Regions from separate parts of the Mus musculus genome. Here all the other regions are linked to region 5. Evidence: chromatin loops called from intact Hi-C (ENCODE). Cell type or tissue: heart. All regions are shown on one strand. Links, peaks and the distances in the headings refer to the core of each region. The heading gives the core; the rest is flanking DNA.

Region 1 (4,334 bases), core at 205-4,204, 220 kb after region 5:
GAGAACAAACTGGAGCAGAGTATATAGCCACATAGCATGAAGCACATCACGATTCCCATCACTCTGTATGCCAACTGTAAACACTGGTAACAAACAGAGGAGGAAATCAAAAGGACAAGAGATCAGTAAGAGGGGGAGAGACATGTGAAGACCATGAAGGGTTGGTATGATCAAAGCACAGCAAGTGCATTTATGAAAATGTTGCAATGATTTCCAGTGATTTGTATCACTATTTTGCTAAGCAAAACCAACCAACCAACCAACCAAAACAAAACAAAAGAACCAAAAAACCAAACCAAACCAACCAACCAACCAAACAAACAAACAAAAAGGATTGGAAGTATCTTATCTTATAAAATAATGAGGTCACAGTAAGTAGAATAAGAACTTCTTTGTGGGGAACAAAGAAGTCTCAGTGATTTACTTCTGTGTTTAGGTAAAGCAATGAGAAGCTAGGCTATGCTAAATAAGACACACTGGTTGGCTGGAGCAATGGGCCAGGTGACTTCTTTGAGTCAGACTGAAGCAACGATCTGAGATGCTGAAAGGTAGAAGCTGAAATCACTATACTTTAACTCTCTCAAGAGGGAGTCAGGTCAGAGACGCTTTTAATAGCACATGACATGGGTCCTGAAGAGAAGCCCTCAAAGAGACTCTGCTTCCCCCTGCTCCTTCATTATAGAACCTGAACATGTCTCCACAGTGCACCACAGGGCCACCTACTGCAGAGAGAAAATGTATACATTTATACACTTTCAAATATCAAAGGGGTTTCAAGCGAGTTGGGGAATATTTTCATATTACTTGCAGTCCCAGAAGCACATCTTTGCCCCCGTGGGCTTCTTTTTGATGGGTAGTTTGCTTTTAACTTCTAGAATGTACAATACTGTCAGGATCAAAGTCAACAACTAAGGATGGAAACTCAATATAATTTTGTATCATGTTGACGCAACCCCTTTGTTGTTTTTAAACCCTTTTTTGTCGTTGTTTACAAAAATGGTCTTTTATCCATTGGAGCAATAGAAATTTGTCTTTTTAACTTTTTTCATTTTTGTTTCTCTTGTTTTTGTACTCAAATAATATTATTTGTGATGTAAATTTTCAAATAGTGAGCTATGACCCATAAAAATTGCCTTTCACTTTCTGTGTTTGGCTCCTTGGCTCCCACACACTCTCTACCTTCCTGCCCTGCCTTGTGACACAGCTAGAATGGACTTCCTGCTTTTTGTCCTTCTGTCCTCTGAGTTTGAAGGCGCTCTGGAGGGAGGGAAGAGAGATTGTGCCTCTACCTCTTGCATCTACATTCCTGAACACACTTTCAGGTGTCCTGTACTGTGAGGTCTTTCCAGCTCATTATGTACTGAGAACACTGACGGTCCTTTTCCCCCCACCGCACAGCAGTCCTTATGTCTATAAATGTTGCTGTATTTCCCTCTCCCTGGTCTTGGAGGTCTCAGGGCCTTGCTGGTTCCCTTCAATGAACTTCACTTCTCTTTACCATTCCTTCCAAAACTCCCCTCAGAACCCCAGCTGAGTCCGTGTTCTGTTTCTCCACTGGAGCCCAGAACTCATACAACTTCCCTTTTACCCAACTTGCCTGTAGTAGGAAAAACAGCAGCCCAGGGTTTGTTAGGTGTGACTTTAGTCCTGACTCACCAACTTAATGATATGTGGCCAAAGGCAAGTGTACCAGTTCACTAGAGTAAGGACTGTGCTTATTTTGTGTGTTAGGCTCTTGACAATAAACACATAGATGTCCACATATTAAGGAAGGGATAAACACACAGGTGAACTGCTTATTATATTTGCATTTAATCTCCTCATCTATAGAGTGAGGTGTTTGGAATCAGGTGCAAAGGGACTGTTACTTGTGTGAAGAAGGAGCTCAGGGCACATGTGCAACCATTGTACCATAGAACTCTGCAGTTCTGAGTTGAGTGGGAAGCAAGGCTCGTCAGTAGGGCCACCATTAGCCTTATAACCGGGTAGCTATGCACTGGCTGGAAAGTAAGGCATTCCATGAAGGGTTTACTATGTTGCCAGTGAAGCATCAAATGGAAGTCCTGGGGTGACCTGAAGAGGAAGGCAAAGAATGTTTCTCCACTATGGCCAAAAGGCACAGGAGCCTTTGCACTCTGAGGAAGGCCTTCCTGTTCCTGTTTTCCACCCTCATGCAGTCCTGCAGGCATGATGATCTGGCCTTTGCAGAGGGATGCGCTTCCTGAAGACAAGTAATAATTGAAAAATAATGGGCTACGAGCCTTTTCCTCCACCAAATGATCTATAATTCTGCATTTCCTGCCTGCCGTGACTACCCCCTCCCTGTATATTTTCAAAACTCCATCATGTCGCCTCCAGAGAGAAGCCCTAGCTCTAGAGCTCCCCCTGCTGTCTAGGTGCTTCTTACTCTGCAGCTCCACGCAACAGCAAGATCTTTCGGTGCTGACAACTACCTTGGGCTTTTCTTAAGCTTGAGATCCACACACCTACAACACACACACACACACACACACACTCACAATTCCTGTCTATCTGGTGCATTTTAGAGATCGTGTCTCACTAATCCAATTAAAGCACTTTCTGTAGCAAAACTTGGATCTCATACCATTTGCGGTATCTTCATGGCTCAGGCTAATATTGTGTAGAGAATGGACATTTAATAAATCTTTATTTGTGCTTATGATTTCATCCTTTAAATGTTAAGTATCATAATTGCATATGGCCCATTTTCAACAGCTACTAATAAGATAAAGTTTGCTTTTTATGTTATGTGTGTGTGCGTGTTTGTGTGTGTTTGTGTGTGTAGTATTTATAATTAAGGGTATGTGGGTGCTATGATGCCTGGGGAGAGGTCAGAGGACAATGGCAGGTATTGGTCCTTACCTACCTTATTTGAGATAGGGTCTCCTCTATATGCCAGACTAATTGGCCCATGAGCTTCCAGGGACTTTCCTGTCAATCAATGCCTTCCATGTTCACATAGGGGCCCTATGCACAAACAAAACATGTACTACCACATTCCATGTTTTATGTGCCACAATCATCAGACAAGCTCGTTACTACTGAGGTATCTCCCCAAATGAATTCTCTTGTTTTATGAAGTCATTGGATACTGTCTTATAGAAAGCTTTCAAAATATATGTAAAAAGAATCATTATGCCACTTCTTTAAGGGTCAGCGTGGTGGCAGAAGAGGACAAGCAGGTGCTTAGTAACTGCTCTGTGTAAATGACAGTGTCACGCCCTGCTCATCTCTTGATGCCTCACACTTCAGATAGACCTCTTCCATTAAACTACAACAACGATATGTCAAATGGCCCATTTATTCAAAATAGAGGAACCATATGTGAAACCTAATATCCATTCACGCAATAACCTGGGTAGCTGAGTTACTAGAATGGAAAAGATACAGCTTGGAGACAGCTTCAATTATTCTAGAGCTCCATCTAGTGAAAAATAGCTCCGTTATGAGTACTTTAAAAAATAAATTTAGTGAATGGAAGTAACTATTTTCTCACTCTTTTAAAATACCAGTTTGTTGTAGGAGAAAGTGGGCTTCCTTACAACCTAAATGCACCAAATTGGAAACAAAATATTTTATGAATCTCTGTATTATGGCTTGCTTTTATTTTTTCCTTTCCCTTTTCAAAGAGTAAGCTTTACTGAGCACTTTTGCTAGAGCCCAAAGAGACTGCTTTGAGACAGTGGAAGCCCCGGCTTCAGTAGCAGGGCTGGGGGGTGGACGAAGAGTTAGAGAGGCCTGAAGCCCACAGGCTCACCTGCAGAACTGCCTCCCTTTCTTCGTCAGAGAGTCTCTTCATGGCCGCTTTCTTGAGGTTCTCCTGGATGTAATTGTCATACTCTTCTTGTGCTTTCTTCACATCCTCATTTCGCTTGCATATGTACTCAGGCGTGATGCCATAATCCTGCGAGGATTTCCAGAGAAAAAAAGCCAATCAGTTTCCTGTGAGCAGTCTTCTGTGTGTGAGCAGAGCAACTGGGAATTAGAGAACAAGAAAGCTTATTGTTTTCAATATTCAAGAAAAAAACAAACAAAAATGACCCAATAAACAAAAACTAGGCAAATTGGCAAAATCCAGCCATTACACATACACACTTACATGCACATACATGCACATGAGCGCACACATACGCCACTTCCAAAACGTAGAGCTAGTTCATTCTGATCTCTTAAAATAAGATGCTGGACCAGAAAGTTGGCTCACTGAGTAAAGGTACTTGCCACCAAGTCTTACAATCTGAATTCAATCTCCTGAACTCACAGGATGGAAGCAGAGAACTGACTTCTATAAATTGTCCTCTGACCTTCACATA
Region 2 (4,334 bases), core at 203-4,202, 290 kb after region 5:
CCAAGTCCTCAGACGCACATCTTACCTAGTTCCTCTACTGCTTGCCTTAGCTCAATGAGGGACAGTCTCCTCCAGATTTTCTTTCAATCACACACAAATGCTTGCCTCCTCCACTTTACAGATGCCACCCATATATTTTAAAATATAAGTGTTTTCCTGGATACATAAAACACATCCACTCGCTGACTCTGGCAAATGCCCAAATGAATTTTATGCAGTAAAGAACACGATTTATGAGTTAATTAAAATTATTTGGGTCATTTATAATCACTGTGAATTGAACTGAGCAGAATAAAAATAAAACTTGCCAAAATGGTAACTGTTTCTCTCTGCCTCACAAAATGGTAACTGTTTCTCTCTGCCTTGCAAAGCCCCCTAGCAAAGGTTTCAGTGCTCGCTTTCTAATCGGCCTGGAATCCAAGGGCTTGTTCTTGGCAGGCAGTGTAGTCTGGAGGGTTGTCATCTGCTCCTGTCTCCCTGATAAGTTTTCATTATGGAGAGCGGTGCCTGGCTGGGCACTGCACAGGGAGCTAGGTGAGGTGAGCATGCATTAGCTTCGCCATCCCCCTCCACACACTCCTCACCCTTCCTGCTAGAGCACTTCCTTAGTAACCATCCTTTGTTCTCACTGGTTACAATCTCCTTTATACTCATTCACACAAAAGGAGCACCTTCTTTTTTCCCTAAAAGTAGTTTATTCCAGGTTTTGATTATAAAATGAGTATGTATTTTAACGTAAAAAATTAAGAAAGACGAGGAAAGTTCAGCTCTTAGCAATAGCTCAGAGTTTGAGCCTTTGCTTTTTTTTTTTTAAGATGATTTTATTTTATGTATATTAGTACTTTGCCTAAAAGCATGTGTGTTCATGACCTGTGTGCCTGGTCTCCTAGTAGGCCAGAAGACAGGTTCAGTGAACTACCTTGTGGATGCTGGGCACTGAACCTGGTCCCTCTGGAAAAGCAGCCAGTGCTCCTGGAGACATGTCCTAGCCATATCTGCAGTCCCATAGAGCTTTACTAAAAAAAAAAAAAAAAAAAAAAAAAAAAAAAACCAAAAAACCTAATGAAGATCAGCCAGCTATAGTGATGCAGAGGGAGGAGGCTGCTGAGTTTCCATCAGCTTGGACTACACAGTAAGATCCTGTTTCAAAAAAACAAAAGTGATCTAGCTCAACTTGATCATTAGTTTTCCAATGTGCTAGTTTTCATTTAGTGTTTAATTTTGAAAATTAATTATCATTGTGTGTATGCGTGTGTGCGGGTCCAGTGTCACAGTGTATATGTGGAGATCGGAGGACAGCTTGGTCCTCGCCTACTGTTGGATTTGGGAATTGAACTCAGATCATCAGACTTGTGTGGCAAATGATTTTACTAGTTGAAAAGAGCTTTAGTAGCTGACCCAGCGAGTCATCTGAATCACCATTAGATTGTGATGATAAAGGATTCCTCATAACACATCCGGGAGTGTCGTCAGAGCTTATTCACTGTTTCCTTGGTAGGGAGCATCTGGTCTCCCTCTAGTAGTTAATGCCAAGTGAACACCTCTTCATGTACCCATGGGGCATGCTGATAGAGGATAACCCAAGAGGTGTCTCTGTTACATTAACTGAGGGAACTGGCTACATATAGCAGATACAGTTTTGAAAGGCAAAGGAGCTTTTGCTTCGTTCCCTTGTTTAAACCTTCAGTGTGGCCAAAGCCAGGCAGCAGGTGAGACAGATGCTGCAGGCCTGTCCTCAAATTGTCAGTCAGGTGAGATAGGAGCCTAGGGGAAAGCTGGCATGTTTGCTTTGTAAACTTCCTGACTTCTCTCTATACCACTTCAAATGCAAGACTGGCCCTACTGGGTGTACAGATTTGGTGTCCCTAACTGTGTAATGTGAACGCACAGAGGCCCTTCAGTGACTATTGAAGAGAGGGATCAATCTAGAAATTGAGCAGTCTCCAAAGACATGAAGTGAAACTTCTTCCACTATGTAGGGAAGCCTGACTGCTGTGGAAGTTCAGGTCCCTGTCTCCCTCTAGCGGTTGATCTGCACACTGGACCAGCAGGATGGCTGCCCTGCACAGACCAGAAGCCAAGATCAGTGGTGTCCTTAAATGCCCTTTGAAAATAATAGGAGCCGTGTTTTTGAAAGTGTCTTCCTCACTTCACAGAAGTTTCTGTCTTAAGCAGGCCATCTGTGTCTGCTTCTGCCACCAGGCATCAGTCAAGATTTTCTCCTTCAGGGAAGCACCTCAACTTCTTTTTAAAAATGAATTCAATAACCCACAGTGGGGGTTGTGGTGTGCGAGCTCACGTGTGTGTGTGTGTGTGTGTGTGTGTGTGTGTGTGTGTGTGTGTGTGTGTGTGTGTGAGAATAAAATAGCCATGGAGTTGACAATGCTCACATAAACTATGGAGGAACACACAAACATACTCTCACACATGCACATACATCACACACATGCTAAAAATTGTTTTCGCTTTTCATAAAATTGAAAGCATTAGGAAAACAATAAAAACCTGAAGAGATTTTAGGCTTCACTAGCAAGCCAGCTGCTTGCTTCAGGCTATGTCCAAAGTCTGTGTGAGAGTCTTTTCTCATAGTTTAGTCAATTGCCTCAGTTAGCCACAGCACCCTATATCTTTTATTGCCTTTTATTGAGTTCTTCATGTGCTTGCCATGTCTATAGCCAGGTGAGCAGCTTGGCTAAATGGAGGACCATCTATCTCCTCCCTGGCCTGGCCTGGCCTCCCTCCCACCCACTTCCTTCCCACCCACCTTTCCCCTCCCTATCTGTACTTCCTTCCCACTTCCTTTCTTCCCTTCTATCTGCCTATGTCCCGCCTTTCTAACTCCCTCCTTCTTATCTAAGGCAAACAATTGGAAAAACTGGCACAGATTTTCATATGTGTCTCCTTAGAGGACCTAATCCACTGACTTGTAACTTGGATTCCAGTCCTAGGCATGCAAACGAAGCAGCCGCTTCTTAGAAGAAAGACAGCTTCCTCTCCGCTGCTGCCATTGTGGCCATTGTGCTTGGCTTGTAATTTACAGCAAGTGCCAAACATAAAGTGAGAAACACTTTCCTTTTTGTCACTCTTGGTTCACCTGTCCAGTAAATGTTCTATTGCAGTTCCAACCACCTCCCTCACACCCACCTCGTTGGGATGAAAGCTGGCTATCCCAGCTTCTCAGTCTGTACTTGGCTAAGAACAGGCCATCTTTCAGGACTTAATGTGCAGCTGCAATGAGAGGGGGACAAATACATCCACCTCACCAGAATTACAATGAGGCGGTGCATCCAGGCTGTATGTCAACTGATGTCACGGTGGGCAAGGAAGGCGGTGACCTGTATGAGTGGTGTTTGTACTTCAGTCCAGAAACCATTGCCCACCCCCTTTTTTGGAGGAGAGCTCTTTATGGACTTGCAGGCAAAGTGCTGGAGGAAAGGAATTCAAAGGATGCTGTTAGCAAAGCTGAGGGGTGGGGGTTATTCTAAGAGGTCAAACTATGCAATATGCACTCGCCTCCCAAGACTTAGTCCTGAGGTCCCGAGGCTCTGGAGAGATGGGCAGTTAGGAGCTGGAGGGCTTTGCATGAGAGGCATTGAGGAAGCTACTTCCTCAGTGTGCTGGCTCCTGCTCTAGCTGGTGTTGAACAACTAAGGAAAAGGGAAGGGAAAAGGGAGGTGAAATCCAGGGTGGGCTGGCACTCACTGATTTTCACTAGGTGATCTGCATTTTATTTAAAACTTTCTGGCTTCAATGGGAGGGGATGTGCCTAGTCCTTTGGTGACCTGATGAGCCAGGTACCCAAAGGGTGCTTTGTCCTTCTCAGAGGAGAACGGGAGGGGGAGGATGGCGAGGGACCGTGTAAGGGGGCTCTTGGAGGAGATGAGGCCTTGATCAGGATGGAAAGTGAATAAATAAACAAATAAATGAGAGAGACAGAAAAAAGACTTGCCGGTTTTCAGTCCTGGTGGAAGGATGTGTGGGCTCTTCTTGAAATGCAGCAGGGAACTACTGTATTAGCCCACCCTGTGTAGAAGAAAACTATAGTAGGTTTTGAACAAATTGATGAGTAAAAGTTGAGTCAGTCAAAGGTCAGAACTACCCCTTGCCTCCTTAGGTGCAAATATTGAACACCGAAGCCGTCGGACCACATAGTTTTAATTTTGCATTGTCATTCCCGTCTTAGCCTCTTGACGTCCCTTAAGTCTGGGTAGGGAAGGGAAAAATGCTTGTCTTTGCTTTAAGCCCCAGTTTACCTTTTAAAAGTTTTGATGAAAAAGAAGCTAACCCAACTTTCTCTTAGATTGTTGTAGCACCCTAGTACCCCAACACTTACA
Region 3 (4,334 bases), core at 184-4,183, 67 kb after region 5:
GGAGGCTGCGATCAGAAGCTGCAGACTAGCTACTGAGCTAAGAGCCAGCTTCTTCGGTGCTGCTTTTGGGATCGTCTAGAACAGATCTTACTCACTCTCACTTGGACTCTGCCTTAAACACCCACACAGCAGCGATGGATGCCAGCGCAGGAGGGAAGAGCAGGGAAGCTGCGCTCCCCTCCCCAGGACGCTCGCTCTTCCTAGTTTCACTTTACAGGTGGGCTTCCCCTCCCCTTTTTTGAAAACCAAGAAGACATACTTCTCCAGATGAGGGAGGACATGCACTAGTTGCTGTTTTCAATGGATTTTTAAAGAAACACGCTGCTCCTGCCCGAAAACTGGGAATTTATAAAAATCCCATCACACCTAGACAGGGAGAATTGTTTGATCTTGATGAAATCCAGCAGTGGAAGAAGAGGGTCATATGTGGGTTTTTTCGGTTGCCCTGAGCCAAGAGGTTTCCAGTCATTTCTCACCGCTGTGGAGAAATGTAAAGCAAAATAAACTTAAGGGGTTAAAATCCTTTCTGAGGAAATATTTATTTATAATCCTGATAGCAAACACATACCAAAATTTATCATCTTAAGCATTTTCAGTGTATACAGTGTACAACCAGAATTCTAGAATTTTTTTATTGGCAGAAATGAAACTCCATAGCCAATAAACAGCCAGTCTCTGACAAATAACCATTCTCTCTGTTTTCTATGGCTTTGCTTATATCTCATAGACATTTAGATGCCTTGTAGGAGCAGAATCACATAATATTTGTATTTTCTGTGAATAGCTTCTTTCATTTGGTTTATTTTCTTCATGGTTAATTTATGTTGCAGCCTGCAACAGTCTCCCCCACTGCCCTTTCAGGCTGTTCTCACACTCCCTATGTAGCCAAGAACAACTTGAATGTCTAATCTTCCTTTCTCCACCCCTTGTGCCAGAATTACTGGTGTGTGCCATCATTTCCCATTTATGAGTTACTGGGGAACCAAACTCAGGGCCTCATGCATGCTGGGCAAACAGTCAGCCAATGGAGCAACATCCCCATCTCTTGTTGTTGAATATGCATATGTATATGAATCCTATATTTTGTTTACTTATTCATCCATCGATGCCCTTGACAGGTGATTGGGTTGTTTGTATTTCTTAGAACATTTGCTGCTATGAATATGGGTGTTCTAGGAAATGGTAATTTCTTAAGCTGAGGTACTGTGTTGCCCAGGGAAGAATGAGCACAACTTAGATCTTGCCTGGAGGAGAGGTGCTCAAGACACTTTCTGGAATCACTGACACGTCAAACTATGCCAAGACCTCAAAGAATGTTGGCAACATCTTCAGTGTGTTTGCCCGCTTCCTTCAAAACCAAACAAATTATTTTAAACAAGATCACTTTCCTTTTTGGACTTGTTGACAGTGGTTAGTATTTAATGAAGTACGCTGAAATAAATACTACAAAGGATATAGAAACAGGATATTGATCAAAGACTTCTAAACCACCATGTTTGGCCCATCCATTTATTAGTAAGCCAGACTAGTTCCATGGAAAGATAATTTTAAAGTACTTTTTGTGGAACATATGATTTATAACAGTACTAACTTATGAACATCCTTAATAGGATGTTAACATCGTCATATTACAAAGTCATTTTGATCTTTTTAAGTACCTTGAACCAATTATCACTCCATTGTTAAACCAGGTTCATTACCAATTTTTTTTTAACTCCTGGGCTTCCCCGTGTACCCATCTCTACCCCCTGAATATGCAAATGAAAACTTGTGGGGAATGGTGGCTGCACTTGGTGCTCTTTCTCTTCTGCCTGGAGTAATAATGGTAGAAAGGTTTACATTTACAAATGTATTCCTTCCCAGCAGCAAGCTTGCTCTCCCTGTTGCTATTGCAAAGAATAAAGAGAGCCGAGACTAAACCACGAATGTAAGACAACCCAGAAGGTTATTAGGACCCTCCATCAGCATGAATATTATGCATATTTTATTCCTGTCTGCAGAACTGTGAGACAGAAAGGGTGAGAAACACATGTAGGCAGAGCAGTTTACCTAGAGATGCATTTTGGAAAACATAAATCTTATCTTTTTATAGTAGTTATCAGAGACCACAAAGATCTCTTAATAGAAATTTCTCTATAAGAAATAGGATTCTAAATCAGGTATATAAACTGTAATCCCAGCTCCTAGGAGACTGAGGCAGAAGTATGGTTATAAATCTGAAGCCAGCCTGAGCTACAGTGTGAGATTCTGTCCCAAGAACACAACCCAACCAAAGCCAACAAAAAGGACACTGCATTCCCCACTGACATGTAAGACACAAGAATTTTATGTCTTTGAATTCAATGTCCAATTATCTCTGGTTTTCATTTTTCTTAAGATCAGATCAACTCTGAGCAGATTAATATCACAGATTCAGGAACCGATCACTGCAAAAGTTTATGTGCAAAATTTGACCAAGTTTCTGCATGTGTTCATCCTTACTGGGAGAATGAAAATCTCTTGAGTACACAAAGAGAGCAGCCACTCAGAGGGAAACGGAAGGCTGCCAAGTGCAGAGGCGCTGTCCAGAAAAACCACTGATTGTAAAGAACACTCTCTCTCCTCTCTCTCCTTATATAAGCGACCAGATGTTGTTGAACTGAAGTGTTTTAAAAAGCTCATGAGTCATAGAGAACAGAGGCCTCTGAGCAGGGCTTAGCAGAATTAGCTGAAGCACGCTGTGATTTGCGTGATGAGCAACTCCTAAGTGACAAGTCGATTCTGTACCAAACGATTGAAGAATTCTGCGTTATAAATGCACATGATATTGAAAGCAAATGCTGGGTTAGTGAAGGAGAACTCTGTAAACACTGTGTAATCAACAAACAAACAACTAAATCAGGCCCAATCCAGATCTAATACCCTGGAAGGCATTTTGATTGTATTTTATGCGTGTATAGGTATCAGAGTTTATTTCTGTCCAGGTGGGGAAGACAGATGACGGGAGTGTGAGGCAGCTGGCCAGTCACCTTTCCTACACATCCAGGAAGTCAAGAGCCACAAATGTTCTACTTGGCTTGCTTCCTTCTTCACATTCAGCCCAGGGCCCTTGGGGAGGGAATTATGTCATCCACATTCTCACAGACCACCTCACAGACAAGCCCAGGGTTTTATCTCCTAGGAAGTCCTAACTTCATCCAAGTTTGACGAACTAGGTTAATTACCACAGTGGATATCTCCATGCATATTTTAAAAATAAGAAAAAACTGCCTTTGACCTTTGTCCATTCAAAAACCTTGATAGTTTACGATAGTTGAAAGGACATCAGGAGATCTAGACTTACAGTTTTCAAAAAGTGCAGCTGCAGTCTGGTCCACATGGGAAAGAGGTGGAGATATAATTCAGAAATGCAACATATTAGAAAGAAAGGTGTCTAAGCTCATGGTAACTTGGTGGCTCAATGTCAAATGTTCAGGTTCCACTAAGGCTACCTTTTAAAGGAAGAGCAGTTGTCTGTAAATGACAGCAGAGTCATGAGTCTCTGTGATTCACGTACAAGGCCCTGCCAAAGGTTCCAAGCAGCGTCCGCACCTTCCATGAGCCACAGGGCCTGCTGGATTGTATGGAAGCCTCCACAGTTGCCTGGACCTGTAATAGAGCCTTCTATTCCACGTTCCGCTAAAAACTAGTAGCTTTCAGAGTCATTTGGCATATGGCTGGAGGAAAACACCAGGATGAGGAACGTGCTCCACCCATGATCCAAAGAGGCCCACTAGCCGTTGTGCTTCCTTCCTGGTGGTGAGAAGGGGAGGTGAGACAACTTATTCTTCATTAGAAAGGATATCTCTGCATGCCTCACATTGCCTAGAAATTTTACTGTGAAGCCCTTGAATTTCCGTTGGATTTATTTCCCATTCTTTGATGCAAATCTCATATTTACATATTTTACATATAATCACTGTGCTGAGTAGTTTTATGTTAATTTGGCATAAGCTAAAGTCATCGGAGAGGAGGGAACTTTAATTAAGAAAACCTCCATAAAATCTGGCTATTGGCAAGCCTGAAGAGCATTTTCTTAAATAGTGATGGATGGGGGAGAACCCAGGCCATTATAGGTGGTGCCAGCCCTGGGTTGGTGGTCCTGGGTGCTGTAAGAAAGCAGGCTAGGGCAAAGCGGGTTAAGCAGCATTCCTCCCTGGTCTCTGTATAGGATCCTGCCTCCAGGTCCTGTCCTGGGTGAGGTTCTGCCCTTGCTGCTTTTGATGATGAATTGTTACATGGAACTGTGAGAGAAACAAACCCTTGAAACAAGGTGGGAGTTGAAGACTGGTTTCCAAAGTTGTGCTGACTCCTAC
Region 4 (4,334 bases), core at 79-4,078, 48 kb after region 5:
CCAGCTGAAACTCTACAGCCAGTAAACAGTGTCCCTGCTCTGCCAGGGCCCTGACCCAAGGTAAACGTCACTGTCTTTTCATCTCTGGATAATATGTAAGTGGAGTCATTTAATGTTAGTCATTTTGTGACTAGCTCATCTCACTTTCTATAACATCTTGAAGCATAATTCCTGTTGTGGCATGTGTCCGAAGTTCCATGCATTGACACAACAATACTCCATTGTGTGTGCAGCCACAAGCTGTTCATCTATTCCTCCATTAGTGGAGACCTGGGGACCTTCCACCCCGCTAGGGAATATTGTTCTTTCTCATAACATGGATGCACACATGCTCATTCAACTCCCTACTTAGAGTTTGGGGTGTGTGTTGGGGGGCTTATACAAAGAAGTGGGGTTGTTGGGTGGCTGAATCTGAAAGCCAGGCTTCTCTGCTGATCTTTAAGTGCAGGAGAGTAGGAAAAAATAATGGGCATTCACTGAGCCCTGGAACTGAGGACACACCCGGAGCAGGAAGCTGCGAGAACAAGATCCAAGTTCAGAGAAGGAATCTGCAGTGGCATTCTGACCCTAGGCTTCTGAAATACTGAATATTGGGAAGCTTTTGGTCTGTGTGCGTCTGCCGACTCAGACCTTTATCCCCACATCTGTACTGTGCTCTACGCTAGAGATTATTGAGACACATACTAGATCATAACTAGATCCTACTAGATCCTAAGCCCTGTAGGCAGGGGCTCTGCTTCAAGTACCTTAGTTGTTCCAATAACACCTAGTACTGTCTCTGGAGAATAGCTTGCAGTCAATATATATTTGCTAAACCAAGGAACCCAACATAAAACATTAGAGAAACAGATCCGCTTACTCATTTCCTGGAGTTCTTCGGGGAAGGCATCATTCTCGTGGACTTACATGTATTAATAGTAGCTACATAATCAGAGGAAGTAATAATATAATTGTGAAAAATAAAACGGAACATCTGAAGCAGGGGAAACTGTGGGCCTGCTGTAATGGCCTCTGGTTTAGGTGCTGAGGGAAGTCTAGAAAGAGTTTCAGAGTAACGTTAGCAAAAGAATAAGGTTCGGAAAGCTGTCTGGCAAGAAGCTGGTGAATGAGCTGCCATCGAGATTGGAGAAAAGACCATGAAGGCAAAGGCAAATGTTTGAACGGCATTCTTAAGGAAAAGGAAGGTGGCTTGATTTTCCTCTAATGATAGGCCCAGGACAAAGGGCTAAAGGACAAAGAGGCAAGATTCTCTCTGAGAGAACTGTTAGGCTTAGAAATGTGAGCTGTCCAAGAACACAGCGGCCAGTGACTGAGTGGTTTCTGTCTGTGCACAGCACAAAGGGAAATGCAGACCAGATCCCAGAGAGCCTTAGCTTCACCACCACCATCGTTCTGTTGCTCTGTTACTTCCAAGATTCCTAGTAGTTTCCTTCCTTCCTTCCTTCCTTCCTTCCTTCCTTCCTTCCTTCCTTCCTTCCTCCCTCCCTCCCTCCCTCCCTCCCGCCCTTCTCTCTCTCTCTCTCTTCCCTCCCTCTTTCTTTCTTTCTTTCTTTCTTTCTTTCTTTCTTTCTTTCTTCCTTCCTTCCTTCCTTCCTTCCTTCCTTCCTTCCTTTCTTTTCTTTTCTTTTTTTTTTTTTTTTTTTTTTTTAAAGTTCCATTTACATTTAGTCTCAGGGATACAACATCCTCTTAGTCTTCTGAGGGTATTAACCCAAGACTCTCAAAAAACAAACAATCAAAACCAGACAAAACCCCTCTGGTCAGTCTTTGGGTATTAGCCTTTCTCAGATGATTGACCATACTCAGCGGTGAGCCCAAGCTCATGCTGGAGTTTGCCTGCAGCCTGCCTGCGATAGCTTTATCTGCTTCTCAGCCCTCGAGAGCAGTGTTGAGTCCAGCTTGTCCAGAATATGACAGCAACCTCTTGGGTATGAGGAGTCTCCAGTTTTCTGGATAGTTCTAAGGCGCCCATCTTAATTTGCTTCCTATCACTGCAACAATTTTCCTGGCCAAAAGCAACTCGGGAAGGAAAAAGGCTTGTTGGTTTACAGGTTCCAGCTCATCATCGGGGGAAGCCAAGGAGGAAATCAAGGCAGGAACCTGGAGGGAGGATGTGAAGCAGAGGCCATGGCAGAATCTCTGCTGGCTGCCTTTCTCCTCATGGCTTACTCAGTTTGATTTCTTATACTACCCAGGACCTGCCCAGGAATGACATTGTCCACAGTGGGCTGGCCTTTTGCACATAAATCATCAATTAAGAAAATTCCCCACAGTTTGTCTACAGACCAATCTGAAGGGGGCATGTTTTCATTTGGGGTTCCCTATACTTAAATGACTCCAGATTGTGTAAAGTGGACAAAAACTTCAGAACAGAACATTTTTCTGAATTTTACAGTCTGACGCCCTGAGGACAACCAGCTCTGGTAAGTAGAGGTCAGTGGCTACCCCATGCGATGTTCTTCATGTACTTTGGAAACCACTAGCGCCCCCCCCCCCAGTTTTTTGTTGGTTCGCTTCTTGTTCTCACTGCCACCCCTGATTGTGGTTGGAGCTTCAGAGCAATCTAGATTGGATTTCTCCCCTCTACAATAGCCCTTTGCTGTTTGCTAAATGAGAGAACTGTAAACTTGTAGATCTGATCTCTTTACCAATGGAATAGATTGTTTGAAAACTCTGTGTTTTTTTGTTTTGTTTTGTTTTGTTTTTTCCCAAAACAGCTTCCTTTATTGATCCAATCCTGCCTAAATTCTCTTCTTGGGGATTTCTTCCTGACCCACAGAACATGCCTTGCTGTTCTCCAGCTATGCTATAAGGTTATCATTTAAAACACACGGTCTCTTCTTCTGCCAATTTTAGGCATCTGTGCCCTGTTAACTATCCTAATCTAATCTCCTGTCTCTTCTAATTCTAACTGTCATAATTCTGTGAGTGCAGAGAGAATGCAAACAGAAAATACAGCCCTTATTAAATGAGCTCATTTAAAAGCCATGATTTTTTTTTCTGTTACAGCACAGAGATGAAATCCAAGATCATTCACAATATCAGTATTGTCCACCATGTACCAAGCTTTGCCAAAATTTGGAATACACATAGCATATACACCATTGCAATATAACTGTTATATGCACGGATATAATGCTATTATATGTAGTTTATACATATAAACTCTCCAAATCACTATGATTGTCTCTTTAATTCTCTACCAAATTGCCATGTAATTATTTCAGTAACAAAGCCAATAATAGCCTATTGGTCATCTTCCTCTTCCTTGGATGTTAGTTTTTCCATTTTTGTATAATGATCTTTGCATGTGTTGCAGACACAACATCAGGGAGTCCTGGATGCCTGAGAGATTAAACTAGTTTTCTTTCTTTTTTTTTTTTAAGATTTATTTATTTATTATATGTAAGTACACTGTAGTTGTCTTCAGACACGCCAGAAGAGGGAGTCAGATCTTGTTACAGATGGTTGTAAGCCACCATGTGGTTGCTGGGATTTGAACTCCGGACCTTTGGAAGAGCAGTCGGGTGCTCTTACCCACTGGAGCCATCTCACCAGCCCTAAACTAGTTTTCATTCTTCCAAAAATACCTCTCCAGTGTACTTTTACAAATCTAATACTATTTCGAAGATGCTTTTGTAAAAGATTTATCTTATTTTTATTTGTATGTGAGCACATAACATGAATTTATGGCTACCTGTGGGGTCCAGGAGGGAGCATTGGATCCTCTGGCGCTGGAGTCTCAGGCATTTGTCTGTCTGTCTGTCTCCCCACCAGAAGAAGATGTTGGATCCCATTGCAGATGGTTGTGAGCCACCATGTGGTTGCTGGGAATTGAACTCAGGGCCTCTGGAAGAACAGTCAATGCTTTTAACCACTCTCCAGCCCTCACACACAAAGTCTTTCTAAGAAAGGAATAATCCAGGTATTCAGGAGGCTGAAGAAGAAGGGTGGCTCCACCCAGGAGTTCCTGGCCAGCAATAAAGTAAGATGCTGTCATGCCAAAAAGAACGTTAAAGTTAAGAAAGCAGAAAAAAAAAATTCCCAGCATTAATTCTGTTCATAAGACCCACCTATTCCAACATACTTTCCTGTGGCATTTTCCTCTGTAATTTAATTAACATAAATTTTGAGACAAAGTACCAGTCTATAGTACAGGCTGGTTTTCAACTCACGAGCATCTTGCCTCTACCTCTAGAGAGCTGCAATTGCAGATGCGTATACCGTGAGTGGCTCTTTCTTCTAAGTTTTACCTTCTTGGAGAGCTGGCGATGAACCCATGGACTCACTGGTATGGCAAGCACTCTGTCTCTGAGCCACATCTTTAGTCCTTT
Region 5 (4,334 bases), core at 128-4,127:
CCGAGGCAGTGGGCTCATTCTGCAGCACCCGGACACCTACTCTTAAGCGAAGTTTTCTCCGCACCGGGTTAGACTCGCAGACGCCCTACAACTCCCCAACAAACAAACAAAAAGCCAGCTCGGACCAGGGCGGGCGTGGGCTCGGCGGCGTCTGTGGCGGCGGCCGCCCGGGCCGCGGGTGACTCCGGCCGGCCGTGGCAGCCTGCCCTGCGCCCCGGCCCGCGCCCCCAAGGAGACGGCTGTTTTCCTTGGCCCGCGGCGGGGATGGGTGGGGAGGCGTGCGGCCGCGGGTGGGACGCGGCGCCGCTCCCGCTCCCGCTCCGGATCCCTAGCATGCTTCGGAAGAGCCGCGGCCCCGGCAACTCTCAGCTCCCGGCTACGGCCCCCCACCCCCGAGCCCGGCTCGCCCTCCCCGCCGGCCACCTGAAGCAGAGGGGAAAGCGACGAGCAAACCACCCACCTACCACTATTTCCTCCGCCCCTTCCTGAGGCGGGTCGCCGGCGCGGGCTCCCGGGAAGCGCGGCCGGGGCGCGTGCGGGAAGCAAGGGCTCCGCTCGGCAGCTCGGCCCGCGGCGGGGCGCGCTAGGCCGCGGCTCGGTTAATATTCATGAGGCGCCGCCCCTCCTCCGCAGCCCGCCGGACCCCGGCGCCCGCCGCTCGCCTTTGTGCCCCGGCCTCCCTCGCTGCACACACGCGGGCGCGGCCTCCGCGGGCCCGCGCTTCAGCCCCAGGCGGTGAGAGGAGCGGCCACGCAACGGAGAACGCGGGTTAAGGGTCGGCTCCCAGGCAGCGCCGCGACCTGCCCCGGCCAGCCTCGGGCTCTGGGCGCCGCGGGAGGGCGTGGGGCGGGGCGGCGGCCGCCGCACTCAAGCCTGGCCGGGCCGGCCGGGGCCCCACGCTCCCGCGCCCGCGATCGCCGAGCGCGAGACTGGCCGGGCCGGCGGGCGCGCGAGCTGCTTCCCGGGGGCGGACTGCTCGCGCCTTCCTTCTGGATCCACCTCCTTCTACCCCACCTCCTTCCCCTCCCCTCCCGGGGGACGCTCCGGGGCGAGGAGTTTTCGGTCTGCAGTCACCCGGCCCCGGGAGCCAAGCTAGAGGAGGAAGACGGGCCGGGACAGGGGTGGTGCTCGCCAGGCCCCCTACAACCTGGGCACCCGCTAGCTCTTTCGTCCCCGCACCCCGACGCTGGGCACACAACTCCGGCTGCTTCCCGAGCGCCGCTCCGGGAGCGAGCACATCCCTGCAGCTGTCTGCCGGACAGGTCTTGGGGGACGGCGGCCCCTTTTTTGCAGCGGGTGGGGCGAGAAGCTACGGGATGTGGAGCTTCCAGATAAGGGAGTGTCCCTGCCCGCCGCACTGCAAGGTAGCTTCCTGCGGTAAGCAGGGACTGGGTGGTGGCGGTTACGAGTCATTCAGAATTTTTTTCTTGTTTTTTTTTTTTTAAAACCTGCAGGGCGGCTGAGCGATTAGGCGCGGCTAGCGGAACCGAGCGGCGGTGGCTGGGCTTTCCCCACGCTCCCGTCACTAGTTAAGCCGCCAGCCCCGTGGCAGCCGCTCCACAGCCCACTCCCGGGCCTGGGCTCTGACCCGAACGGCTGGCTCCGCCCTGTTGCACCTCATAACATCTCCCGCTGCAAACCGTCCAATCCGGTGACGCTACGACAGTATGCGACCCAATCAAGGGCTACCGCTCAAGCCTTCTACCCCGCCCCTCAGCCTCCCCTTCCCACTCCATCTCGGGAGGTGGCTCACCAGCTCTGATCCCTAGAGGAGCCTCTAGCTCTGGGGATAGTGCTTGGCACCTCTTCACCACCCCACCCCTGTCCTCTCCCCGTCTTATGCACACCCCCCCTCCAGGTCTCTGCCCTGCTGATGCTGTTGAGGGTCCTTTCGATCCTCATTGACAGCTTTTGTGTCTGCCACCATCCTGAGAGAACAGAACAAAAACCAAGATGCTGTGGAACGTGTTACCTTTTTCATCTTTGCTACAATTGCCTTCTAAAGACTCCTCCTCCTTTCCACACCCATCGCCTAGGGTCCTGTTTCTTGTGGAGGTTTTTGAAAGAGCACTCAGGAGCTGATAAAGAAGAAACTGAACCTCACTTTATTGTTCCTTACAGTGAAAGAGGGCAGACAGAATTTACAACCAAATCCAGGCAGAATTTACCACCAGAACCTGACATTTAGAGGAGAGAAATTAACTAGATCTTTTTTTTTTTTTTTTTTTTTTTTTTTGCAGTAGCCATGAAATATGTAAGGTGTGACTGCCCCTAACCAAATTAACCAATAGCCAGGGTGATAAATAATAAATAAATGAAAACAGAGCCTACTACTGTATATTTGTGATTTACTGAGTAGCAGCATGCAGGTCGATGGCAGATCTAGGTATACCCTGCCGTTGGGTAAAGCAGCAAAAACTGAATAGAAATATAACATTCAAACAGTTTATCCCTGGTGGGCTTAGGGAAAAGTTCACATCCACCACTGACAGATGCAAATGTGTGTGCATGGCATAACTGAGTGCCTAACAGCTGAGCATATCTACAAGGTTTTGATCTTACAAATGTTGGTTTGGGGAGAAGGTTTCCTTTTGGTACTGGAGAAGAAAAAGTTGCCAGTAAAAGGAAATAAAAGTCATTATGGAATTATGGGTAAGTAACAAAATCTACAGATGCAACATTTCAGTCAAAGGAAGTACCATGTGAGAACCAAGATTCTATCTAGGGCCTGGAGAGATGATATGTGGCTCAGCAGTTGAAACAGTTCCTGGGATGCACACCAGCCAGCTCACAAACACCTGTAACTAAAGTTCCAGGAATACCCAACACCTCTGGTTTCTGAGGGTACTTGTATTCACTGCACATAAGCACACACACACACTTAAAGTCTTTTTAAAAATACTACCATCTATCTTCCTCATTTTCCATGTAATGGGGCAAATGTTTACTTGTTTGTAAGTACTAGAGCTGATCAGGACCAATGGCAGCCAGCATCTCTTTAGCTCCGTCTCCTGGTGGGTACTACTCAGAGTTTTATGTACATCTTAATGAGATTGTATTGTGGAGGCAGGAGTCGAGCCCAGAATCCATTCTTTGATATACAGCTACTTCAAACATTCTTTTCAATTATAATAACCATATTACCCAGCATTTAACTATGTGCCTATAGATTTGTGGTCAATAAGTAAGAATTTAATCCTATTTGTAGGACAGGTATGGTCATAGTGTCCCAAAATCATGGGAATGCTTCTCATAACTTTATGAGCTATGTCATGAGTGTCTTATGGGTATCAGACTCTGTGAATGGAGAAGACTACATGACTACGATTTGGAAAATATGCTTCTGGCCTGCCCACTAGAATCTATAAATGTAACAGTACATTTCATATTTTGTTGGGCTGTGAACATCAGGTGAAATCACAGCTAGTTAGGGACTCTGAAAATATAAAAACATTATATTGGTTACTAAGATATTAAAGTATCACATTGCTGTGTATTAACTATGAAACTATTAGTTTGCTTCCTCGCAGAACTTTATTTACTCTTTCATTGACACTTACTAGGAACACATTAGCAGTGAAAACTTAGGACTATTCCTGTCTGAAGATAAATGAGCAATAGCAATCTCTAAATAATGATTCATCTCCCATTTAGATTCCTTCTGTGTAGACCAAAAGGCACAGTCACTCTCAGGTCATCTGGAAAGTGGCAACAAACAGCCAGTCACTCACTGCCCACAGACCAATAGAGTAAGGGGTACAGGATGCAAGCCCTGGCATTCCCAGCTGCCCATCCTGGGGTTTCACTCATTAACACCTCCACCAGAGGGAGGACAAGTGAAAGGAAAATGAGCCAAGCACTCAGTCATGTGTCTACTCTTAAAAGCTCTCCTGAGAAGTTGGTGAAACAATGTTTAGGGGTCATGGTAACTGAGGAAATTTTGCTCTAAACTATGTATGGGCTTCATGAACTTCATGATTGATCCCTGGACACTTGTTTACTCCAGGTCTCTTGGCTCAGTGATAACCAACAGTAACTCTAGTTCTATTTACTTGGAAGGCTGATCTTTTCCTCCCCAGTGCATGTCTAATGTGTGATATCCTATCATCTAACTTGAAATAAGTACATCACTAGATGAACAACTACAAAGCCATCTCATAAACTATAATTCTTGCAGTGCAAGCAAGACATTTTTAAAAATGGAAACTAGAATATCCTCAAAATATAAATTTTGGCTTTGAGGATGGCATAATAATACTGTTTGGCAAATCATTATCAGGGAAAAATGTCACAGCCAGAAATAGAACCACTAAGGCCGGGCCTGGTCTGGTCTG
Region 6 (4,334 bases), core at 105-4,104, 60 kb before region 5:
AACTTTCAAGAGTGGATTCCATGAGTTAAGCTCTGAGAGGCCATAGCTACCTCTTGCCAATTACTTAAAGGACATCACCTGAATCCCTAGAGAGCTGTGCAGAGGAGTAAGGACCCCAGAAGAGCACTGTTACCACCAATCGTGGCCATCCACCTCTACTTCTTAAAATATGCTTGAGACTAAGACACCCATGGTTGTTCCACTAAGCAGCACCAAAAAATAACAGAAAATATGCAACTAATTAATCTGGTTAAACTAAAAACAACCTAGTTAAATACACATCTTATAGGACTTAGCTAAGGGCTCCACAGAGCTAAGTCAGAAAAGCTGCATTTGAAAAGCAATGTAAATATGCCCCTGACTCTCTACCGCCAAGTATCTGGCTATTACTGACTTGCCTAGAAAAAATACTTGCAATACAATTTCAGGCCAATATTTTAGTTACATTATTCTGGAAAAAATGTGATTTTCAAAAATGAATGGAAATAGATCAAAAATCGACTCCATTTTCTCAGCTTTGTAAACTTTTTTTTTAATCACTAAACATGCATTTCACTGAAGCACACTCATTCTCCTAACACAGTGACTAAGATACATCTACACTGAATGAGTAACTGGTCCAATTAACTACTTCCTGGATGATTTAGAAGCACCATGAGAGAGGAGGCAGAAAGAAAGCATGAAGGTTGGACCTTATATAGAAAGGTAAGCTCATGAACGTGAGTCTCACCACGATTTCCCAGACAAACAGCAGCCCTAAGTCCAAGCGCTTTGGCTGTGGAGGCTCACACTACCGTGCTGTTGCCAAGTCACACTGGTGCAGCTAGTGTCAAAGACCCCTTCCTTTGCATCTGGCCTGTCCTGGGTCTCACCACTGTTAGAACACTCTAGTAAGAGCTATAGAGGCATGAAGTCAGAGATAACAGAATCACAAAGATCACTACTGAGACAGTTGACACAACTACCAGGTTCCCCTTGCCACATGCTAGAAAACTAGAAACTCAATGGAGCTAACATTGGGAGGGGAACTACAGCAGCAGCCAGCTGTGTACTCGTGATTGTGAGTGTTTACTCCAGAAGTTTAAAGGGTGTCAATATGGTATCAACTGTCCAAAACAGCTGCTCTCTCCAAAATATTCTGCCTTTATGGTCTTTTCTTATATTGCATCACTGTAATAAAAAAATGTAAAATAATTTCCTAAAATACAAAAATAAAAATATAAAAGCTGGGGAAGTTTATTATTAGAAAATTTCATGCCAAAAGAGATTTTACTAAATTGGCACAAGAAGCACTATCAGTCAGAGCCTTTAATTGATTTACAGAATGCTGTTGTTACATGCTACTGAATTAAAATAGTAAATAAACCACAAGATGTCTCTGATGAGGGTGCGCTTGAAAAACTCATCTATAAATAGTTATTCAGGAGCAGGGAGTTTTTTGATACAAAATATGATCCAATAAACAACTAGTTTAGCTAAAATAATATTACTATGCTTAGGCTAAAGGGGCTTTGTGGAGCAGCCTGTGACCACACTTGGGATGAAACATACAAGCTCAGGCAGGCAGGGCACTGGGAACTCCTCAAGCCCAGGGGACTTTCAGGTCTATAGCAAAACAGCTACTCAGAATGTCGCAGTGAGTAAAGCTTGCTTCTAGGAAGTATTTAAGACTTCCTCACCTTTATCTTTAGGTGCTCACAAATGTGAGACAAACTTCTTTGATCCTACCTTTCTCCCTGCACGCTCCTCAAGGTCAGTTGCAAAACACTCTAGAGATTTACCTTGGCCTTGGTCCTCAATGCTAGAACATCATTTTAAAGGCAGAAAGACTTTTGAAACAAAATTGAAGAAATGAGGAAGAATACTTAAAAGTAAGTCAACAGGCATAAGTTTAAAAACAAAACTATGAACTTGGAGAGTACTGGACATAACTGATTTGAACGTCCAGCTCTTCACTCAGTAGTCATGTGACCTGAGTGAGTTATTTTAGCTGTTTTTATCTACAAAAGAGGGCTATTACCTCATCCTTGGGGTGAACAGAGCCCGACACACGCGCTCGTGTCTGGTCTGGATTAATGTCAAGTGCATGCTCGTGCTGAATCCCCCTCCTCCCCAGCCTCATGTGTGTCCCCTGTGGAACAGATCAACTTCTGCAGGTGCTCTCAGACCTTCCCATGGTCCTCTAAGAGACAAAAGGTCCATGCTGTGGGCACTTTCTAAGTTACTCGAATACACAGGACATTCAGGGCCTCTTGCCTACCTGTGAAATACTAGCAGCATCACTGTAGTTAACAAACTTGGCCAGAGGCACTCACTCCAGTGTGCCTGAGGCACAGTTGGAGAAACCCTTTAAGGAATGATCCTGGGGATGTACATTCACTGAAAAAAAAATAGCCTTTTGGAGCAACACTGTTAAAGCTACTGTTGACTGCATTCTCTTTGTTTTCTAGGACAGAGACATATAAAGACAAACTGATCTCGGCATTCAGCGACAACCAGATGGCATTTTTTTACAGATGGGGTATAGCCCTAACTATTCCTATCCTTACTTGATTCTCTGGCTACTGGAAAGCTCAAAAGCAAAATTCAGCTTGTTGTGACAATGGGGTGAGAGCCGCAGCACAAACATTTACACTTTATCTTTTGGCAGTCCAATTAATATTTTTACCCTAAACATTTACCCCCAAACACAAGAATTTTATGTTTTGATCATATTCCCCCTCCTCAGACTCTTCCCAAAACCACTCCCCCATTCCTACCCATCTAACTTCAGATCTTTTTAATTCATTACTATATAACTCATTACTATTCCTCTCCAAGTTTCTTTCTCTAAAACCTGGACCCTCAAAGAGTTTAAATTTATTCTTCTCATTCAAAGCATATAACTCCATCCAATCAGTTCAACAAGCTATGGTGGCTGCATAACCATCCACATGGAGCTCTACTTGTTAGGCATGCATTCTTCCCTGTGATAGGCATGGATGGCATCCTTGCTGTGTGCACTCAGCATCTGCCTTGGGAATGATGAGAAGATGACAGAGAACTCAGATGCCCTTTCCTCAGGCTGGTGCTTTTCCTGCAGGCTGCCTCTGCTTCTATCACACCAGAAGCATTTGGAATCCATCCTAAACCTTGGTGTGTACCAGATGGCAACAAGAGTGGTCCATCTTGCACAGGTGACATCTATGATATGTGTTACCTGACCTACACCCTCAGATTATCGTGAACAGTACTCAAAAAAATTATTTCCTTCTTACGTCAACTGAAAACGTGACAATTCTAAGACCCTCCAGACCATTGAGGCTACTGGACTATCCGTGGAATAGATACAAATGAAATTATTCAAAAAAAAATATTGTACTATTGGTACACATAAATACATTTTTTTTAAAATCAGACAAAAAACACAAAAAGAATACTCTGTGTTGTTTTGCTTGACAAGAAATTCCAGAAAATGCAAAATTCTGAACTGACAAGAAGCTTGTGAGTGATTGTCCAGAGCCAAATGAGTTATAAAAGAATATACAGGAACTTTCCAAAATGATGGAATGCTTATTTTAATATCATATCTTGATGAGAATGGAAGATTCACAGGTTATACAAATTACTATTATGTTATATGATGTTATATTTAAAACTATTGCAAATGTGACTAATTACTGATTAAACTTGAACTGGTGGTGAGAAAACATCTGCTAAAACTATGTGGATGGTGGTCCTACAGGACAAAAATCTAGCAGATTCTGAACAATGTTAAGGTCACAAGACACAAAAAGAACAAAAAGGAGAGATGAAGGTGCGGATTTTAAGGAAGTATCCTAACTGAATGCAAAGCAGGACAGTAAGACAACAGTAACAACAGCAGCAAACCTCAACAAACCCAACAGAACTAGTGGACCCTCAGTGAGTGAACCACTGTAGCTAATCCACTAACACCCTATCAGCGGCAACTTCCTAGTTGTGTGCATTGTATCACAGTTATGTATACGTTTTAGAAGAAAGCACCAAATCCCCTGGAGTTAGAAACACCAAGTACAGTTCTAAGCCACTGGATGTGGGTCCCAACTCAGGTTTTCCAGACGAACAGTAACTACTTTTAACTAGTGGGCCATCTCTCCAACATCAGAAATAAATGTTTTTATGAATTTATTTTTCTCCCCCTCCCCCCCCCACCGAGACAGGGTTTCTCTGTATAGTCCTGGATGTCCTGGAACTCACTCTGCAGATCAGGCTGGCCTCAAACTCAGAAATCCACCTGCCTCTCTGCCTCCCGAGATTAAAGGCATGTGCCACCTCTGCCCGGCTGATTTATTTTATTATAATATAAACTTCAA
Region 7 (4,334 bases), core at 258-4,257, 240 kb after region 5:
TTGTTTGGTTTTAGAGACAGGGTCTGTCTTTGTAGCCCATGCTAGCCTTGAACTCAGATTCTCCCCATCAGCATCCTGGGTGCCGCAACAGGCATGCGCACCTGAGTGCTGGTTCTTTTAAAGTGGCTGTGACTTTCTTAAGTCAAAAGACAAAGGTAAATAACAGAAATCACCAACTCCTAGGAGGCATGGGACTGCCCTCTTCTCTCAGACTTCAATACAGTTTACAAAATACCTATATGGCCAAGTATCTGGGACATTTATTTTGAAGTTTCCTTTTTCAGATTTGGAGATTTTCAGAAATATAACAAACACATAAGAATTTCCTTCAGTTATATATTTTGGAATTTCCATCCATCCAACTGTACCCCTTTCATTAAACCACAAGATCTGTAAAAATCCTAGACATACTCTCTAGTCCATCATTTTTGTTAAACCAATTGAAATACTGAGGCCTAGAAACAAATGAGAATTCAATTTAGACACAAATTACGGGAGGCAAAAGAGTGCCTAAGTCAAATACAACATTGAGTTCCTAAATTAAACATCAGATTTCCTAAAACGGACGGATAAAACAGATTTTTCCCCCTCTTTTCAACGACATGGAATTTCACATTATACACAGCACCTAAAACCAAATTAATAATTGCATATTAGTGGGGGGCTATGATCATAAAATGGACGTCTGACAACACTAGCTCACTTTTTTTTTTTCTCTGTGAAATATGAAACGCTATTTAGATTTGTCCACCTGGTCTTAAGAAGTTGCGACCCAAGATTAAATGTAAAAGTCAGCCCCGTAAGTCTTTAAAAGAGGTCAACGATCTTCCTCTGGGCTGAAGTCATCGCTTTTGCTTACCCACATACCTAGGATGCTGGGGCGGCTCCTTCAAGTCACTGGGTATGAGGTTATAAATACTCTCGGAAGTGCAGGGTGAGTCCATGGCCACCAAGGAATTCCTTAACAAGTACTCAGCTTTTTGGCTCACTTTCCCACTGTCTCAACTCCTTCTCTCACCGCCTTTTTCTTTTCTTACTTTCTTATCAAAGAACTAAAATTTCTCTTTCGTGTAATTTCCCTTTGACCCTTTCGTAACAGTCCCTTTTTCAGGAAGAAAATAATTCTGCTCCGAGTCTGTTTAGCGTTGTTGACCACGTGGTTGCTAAGGAAACAGTTGCTAGGAGACGGGGCAACCTGGCTTTTATCTGATTCCTTTTTTGTAACCTCTTCTGTCTGAGAAAAACGTAAGGAAAAAGACGTTCCTGCGTCTTTGGAAAAGACGACATGAAAACATTGTCCCCCCCCCCCGCACCCAAACATTTTGTGGTTTTCCTCGGTACATCTGGAAAGAAAAATTCTACAATAGGGAGCAGGACAGACACGCACGCGTCACATAATAGTTTCCAACATTCAGGCCGCGCCCCTGCGGAGGTGGAGCGATCGACGGGGAAGGGGAGGAGCCTCGGGGTAATGGGCGGGGCGTCTGGGTTACGTGGTTGGCCTAGTGGCGCAGCGCGCAGTCAGCGCAGGCGCAGAAGCAGCAGCTTGGGGCGGGCTTGCCGGCTGAGGTTGCCAGGCGGTGCCGAAGGCGCTTCCCTTTCTCCCTTTCTCTCTTTCCTCTTCTTTGGGTGGTTTTCTTGGTGAGTTAATGGAGGAGGAATGGAAAGCCAGCGAGAGTTGTTACCCTAGCATCCCCCCTTCCGTCGTGCCCCATCAGGCCTCTCTTTGCCATCCACCTGTCGCACCGGACCCTGCGGCGGGCCCTGCGGTGCTCTGTCTCCACGGTGCGTGCGCGAGCGCTACCCGGCGCCAGGAGGACCAGCCTTTGGAAGAGGGCCTCGAATTTTGCCCAGGTTTCAGCCCTTGACTCCCTTTTTGACATGTTTTTGTTTTTTTCCTCTCCGAGAAGTGCTTATATTTCGTTTGAGCTGTTTGATCTCCCGTTCATGCATATGCACTTGTGATTGCACTCTCATTTGAAAGCCTTCACCCAGTCACATCCTTTGGCCCTGGGATTTGGGAGGAAATTTCGTGGGTCTAAATCCACTTGGCAGTTGCCCTGCCAGGGAAGTCAGGTGCATCAGTTCTTCAATTCTCACTGCCTGGTGGCTGGGTTAAATGGCCTGGTGGCTTAGTGAACTTTTCAGTCCTCACTTGGAAGGCCTCGCTCAATGCAAGTCGTGATTGGAGGCTTCTGCTAAATTTTATTCGATAAGAATAAAGAAACAATTTAGTTTCCCGTTTTTCGGTTTGATAGAATTTATCTATTTTTTTTCTGGGCAGCCCACGGTTCAGATGAATAATCTTTTGGGGTGGGGTGATGTGTTTCCTTATTTCACAGCAGATTGGGTTTCTTTAAAAACATTCCATAGATTAAGGGGTGGATAGGGAGCACCAATTTTTGCTTTTGAAAAAAAATGATTTCTCTGCTGCTTTTTACTTAACATGTAAAGAGAAAAACTTCCTTGTTGGATATATGCTCCTGTGCATGTTAACTGTTGAATCGTGAATTCATAGAATGTAAACAGTATTAACCAACTTGATAGCCATTAGCCAAGGCATATACCTTCCTGACCTCAGGATAGAACCCAAGGATTCAGGTATTTGAGGCCAGTAGTCGGAACCAGGTTGACAACCCAAGGCATGTTCTAATTAGAAGCAGCTGATACGTGAAAAGGGGTGTAAGAATGCAGCTTTCACTAAAGGGGAACGACATAAAGTTAGCAGACATTATTCATGGATTCTGTATGTCAGTGTCTCATTTGTTCAAGTTTATTCATAATTCTTCAATACTTAGCCACACATTATTAGTAATTTATGGACGTAGGCATGGCAGTGAAAATTTGGAAGCGTGGTATGTGATGTTTCCAGCTGAAGTGAGGCCAGCTGTGTTTTGTCTTGTGTGGGGTTTCAGTAACATATATCCTTTCTATATTCTGCAAAACATGCCACATGCTTTGCATTCTTATGGTTTCAGTGGCCACTTAAAGTGATCCCTAAACTGAGTACTCAGGTAGTAGTCCAAAGTATGACGAGACTGGTGTGTATACAGAGAAAGCAGGTATGTTAAGATGAGCTTCATTCAGGAATGAGTTAAGAGTGCTGCTGGCTTCATTCCTATTAATTAATGAGCAGCATATATATGTGTATATATATTAATATATTCATTGGAAAAAGTATTGTGACTAAAGGCTCATGGGAACCCAACCCAGCGTCTCACTTAGGAATTCATAGTGGCCACGCTCACCAGTTCATGGGTGGTGGGAGTGACCCTAACTACATAAACTACATAACTACATAAAGGAGAATACAGTGAAGACTCGGATTACAGGTAAACGGGCAGCAGTGGAGGATTAGTCCATCTTCTTCTGTCTTTTAATTAGCTCAACTAAGACTTGGCCAGAGAGGCTCCAAAGTTATTTTTATGGCTGAATATTACAAAACAAACTTTAGTATGTAGTTTAAGACAGAATTGGAAGGATATTCTTTTATTTGCCATTTGTCATCGCACTTGCCTGCCTTTTGCTAGTCTAATGAGCCCATTTACTGTGAAATTGTATGGATGCAGAATTTATAAGTTGAATTTATAAGTTTACTTAGACCTGCCAGTATTGTTTAGAAAGAGGAAATGAGGTAAATTTTGAAGTGAGACCATGGGGTGGTAGGCCCGAGGAAGACTGGAGAAAGTAAGGAAAGTTAATATGTGTAGTGTTTGCCTTTCCACTGTCTGCTCTTTATGGAATGGATATTAAGTAACCTGTGTAAAATGTTGAATCAAACATGAAATATTCATTGTCTATGAAGACAATAAGAACAAACCAGCTACTCAGCTACTCAGGTAGTCCACCATGTCTTGTGTGTGTGTGCGTGCATTGTGAGTTGTTTAATGCATGTGTGTACCTAAGAGTGTGTGTTCCTATGCATGTGCAGAAACAGAGGATTAATTATGTTGTTTTGAGGTGTCCATAAAAGCAGGTAGTGCTGCTGGGCAGTGGTGGTGCACACCTTTAATTCTAGCACTTGGGAGGCAGAGGCAGGCGATTTCTGAGTTCCAGGCCAGCCTGGTCTAGAGAGTGAGTTCCAGGATAGCCAGGGCTACACAGAGAAACCCTGTCTCGAAAGAAAAAAAAAAAAAGTAGGTAATGCTAACACACACTACCAAAGTACAATTTTGTGAATTGCTGAGTGATTTAAATTAAATGTTTTCACTAGGCTTTGCTTGGCTTCAGAGAGTGTATCAGACTGCATGGCAAACTGGTTTTCTTTGAAATTTATACATGATATCCTTGGTCTTATCTCTGGATAATTTGATTCTGTCTGTAGATTATTTGAT

The links. Hi-C counts contacts between places; a loop is a spot of excess contacts. Peaks named below come from ENCODE experiments on the same cell type or tissue, not always from the same donor. Only the 100,000 strongest peaks of a DNase experiment are listed, where the experiment ranks them.
Region 1: a loop joins it to region 5, with 8 times the contacts of the local background. A loop is called at or near these places in 16 of 42 quality-filtered maps.
Region 2: it touches region 5 in a loop (2.5-fold over the local background); 3 of 42 quality-filtered maps call a loop at or near these places.
Region 3: a loop joins it to region 5, with 2.1 times the contacts of the local background. A loop is called at or near these places in 9 of 42 quality-filtered maps.
Region 4: it touches region 5 in a loop (2.0-fold over the local background); 2 of 42 quality-filtered maps call a loop at or near these places.
Region 6: it touches region 5 in a loop (4-fold over the local background); 21 of 42 quality-filtered maps call a loop at or near these places.
Region 7: it touches region 5 in a loop (4-fold over the local background); 13 of 42 quality-filtered maps call a loop at or near these places.

Annotation. Positions count from the first base shown.
Region 1 is chr2:21,185,389-21,189,722 of GRCm38, forward strand. Enkur (enkurin, TRPC channel interacting protein) reads right to left here. Exons shown (of 5, transcript NM_027728.2): 4 at 3,779-3,925. Among named protein-coding and RNA genes, the nearest start is that of Enkur, 18 kb to the right of the region's middle. In heart, for the core only: CTCF peaks have their summits at 2,383 (motif pointing left) and 3,442; no DNase peak of the experiment used is centred there.
Region 2 is chr2:21,259,789-21,264,122 of GRCm38, forward strand. No RefSeq gene overlaps it. Among named protein-coding and RNA genes, the nearest start is that of Gm52501, 33 kb to the left of the region's middle. In heart, for the core only: a CTCF peak has its summit at 2,030 (motif pointing left); a DNase peak (open chromatin) is centred at 2,023.
Region 3 is chr2:21,034,754-21,039,087 of GRCm38, forward strand. No RefSeq gene overlaps it. Among named protein-coding and RNA genes, the nearest start is that of Gm13375, 68 kb to the left of the region's middle. In heart, for the core only: no CTCF peak of the experiment used is centred there; DNase peaks (open chromatin) are centred at 2,558 and 3,068; H3K4me3 peaks cover 201 bases; H3K27ac peaks cover 27 bases.
Region 4 is chr2:21,015,865-21,020,198 of GRCm38, forward strand. No RefSeq gene overlaps it. Among named protein-coding and RNA genes, the nearest start is that of Gm13375, 49 kb to the left of the region's middle. In heart, for the core only: no CTCF peak of the experiment used is centred there; no DNase peak of the experiment used is centred there.
Region 5 is chr2:20,968,020-20,972,353 of GRCm38, forward strand. Gm13375 (predicted gene 13375) reads left to right here and starts at 855. Exons shown (of 2, transcript NR_033225.1): 1 at 855-1,364; 2 at 1,455-2,329. It also overlaps a transcript of Arhgap21 not described here. In heart, for the core only: a CTCF peak has its summit at 3,812 (motif pointing right); DNase peaks (open chromatin) are centred at 652, 962, 1,652 and 3,822; H3K4me3 peaks cover 2,061 bases; H3K27ac peaks cover 2,083 bases.
Region 6 is chr2:20,907,557-20,911,890 of GRCm38, forward strand. All of the region lies in intron 3 of Arhgap21 (Rho GTPase activating protein 21), which reads right to left. Among named protein-coding and RNA genes, the nearest start is that of Arhgap21, 58 kb to the right of the region's middle. In heart, for the core only: no CTCF peak of the experiment used is centred there; a DNase peak (open chromatin) is centred at 2,075; H3K27ac peaks cover 1,517 bases.
Region 7 is chr2:21,204,205-21,208,538 of GRCm38, forward strand. It overlaps Enkur (enkurin, TRPC channel interacting protein), which reads right to left and starts at 1,161. Exons shown (of 5, transcript NM_027728.2): 1 at 868-1,161. The coding sequence starts at 944. Thnsl1 (threonine synthase-like 1 (bacterial)) reads left to right here and starts at 1,520. Exons shown (of 3, transcript NM_177588.2): 1 at 1,520-1,641. In heart, for the core only: a CTCF peak has its summit at 1,829; DNase peaks (open chromatin) are centred at 917 and 1,547; H3K4me3 peaks cover 1,704 bases; H3K27ac peaks cover 1,518 bases.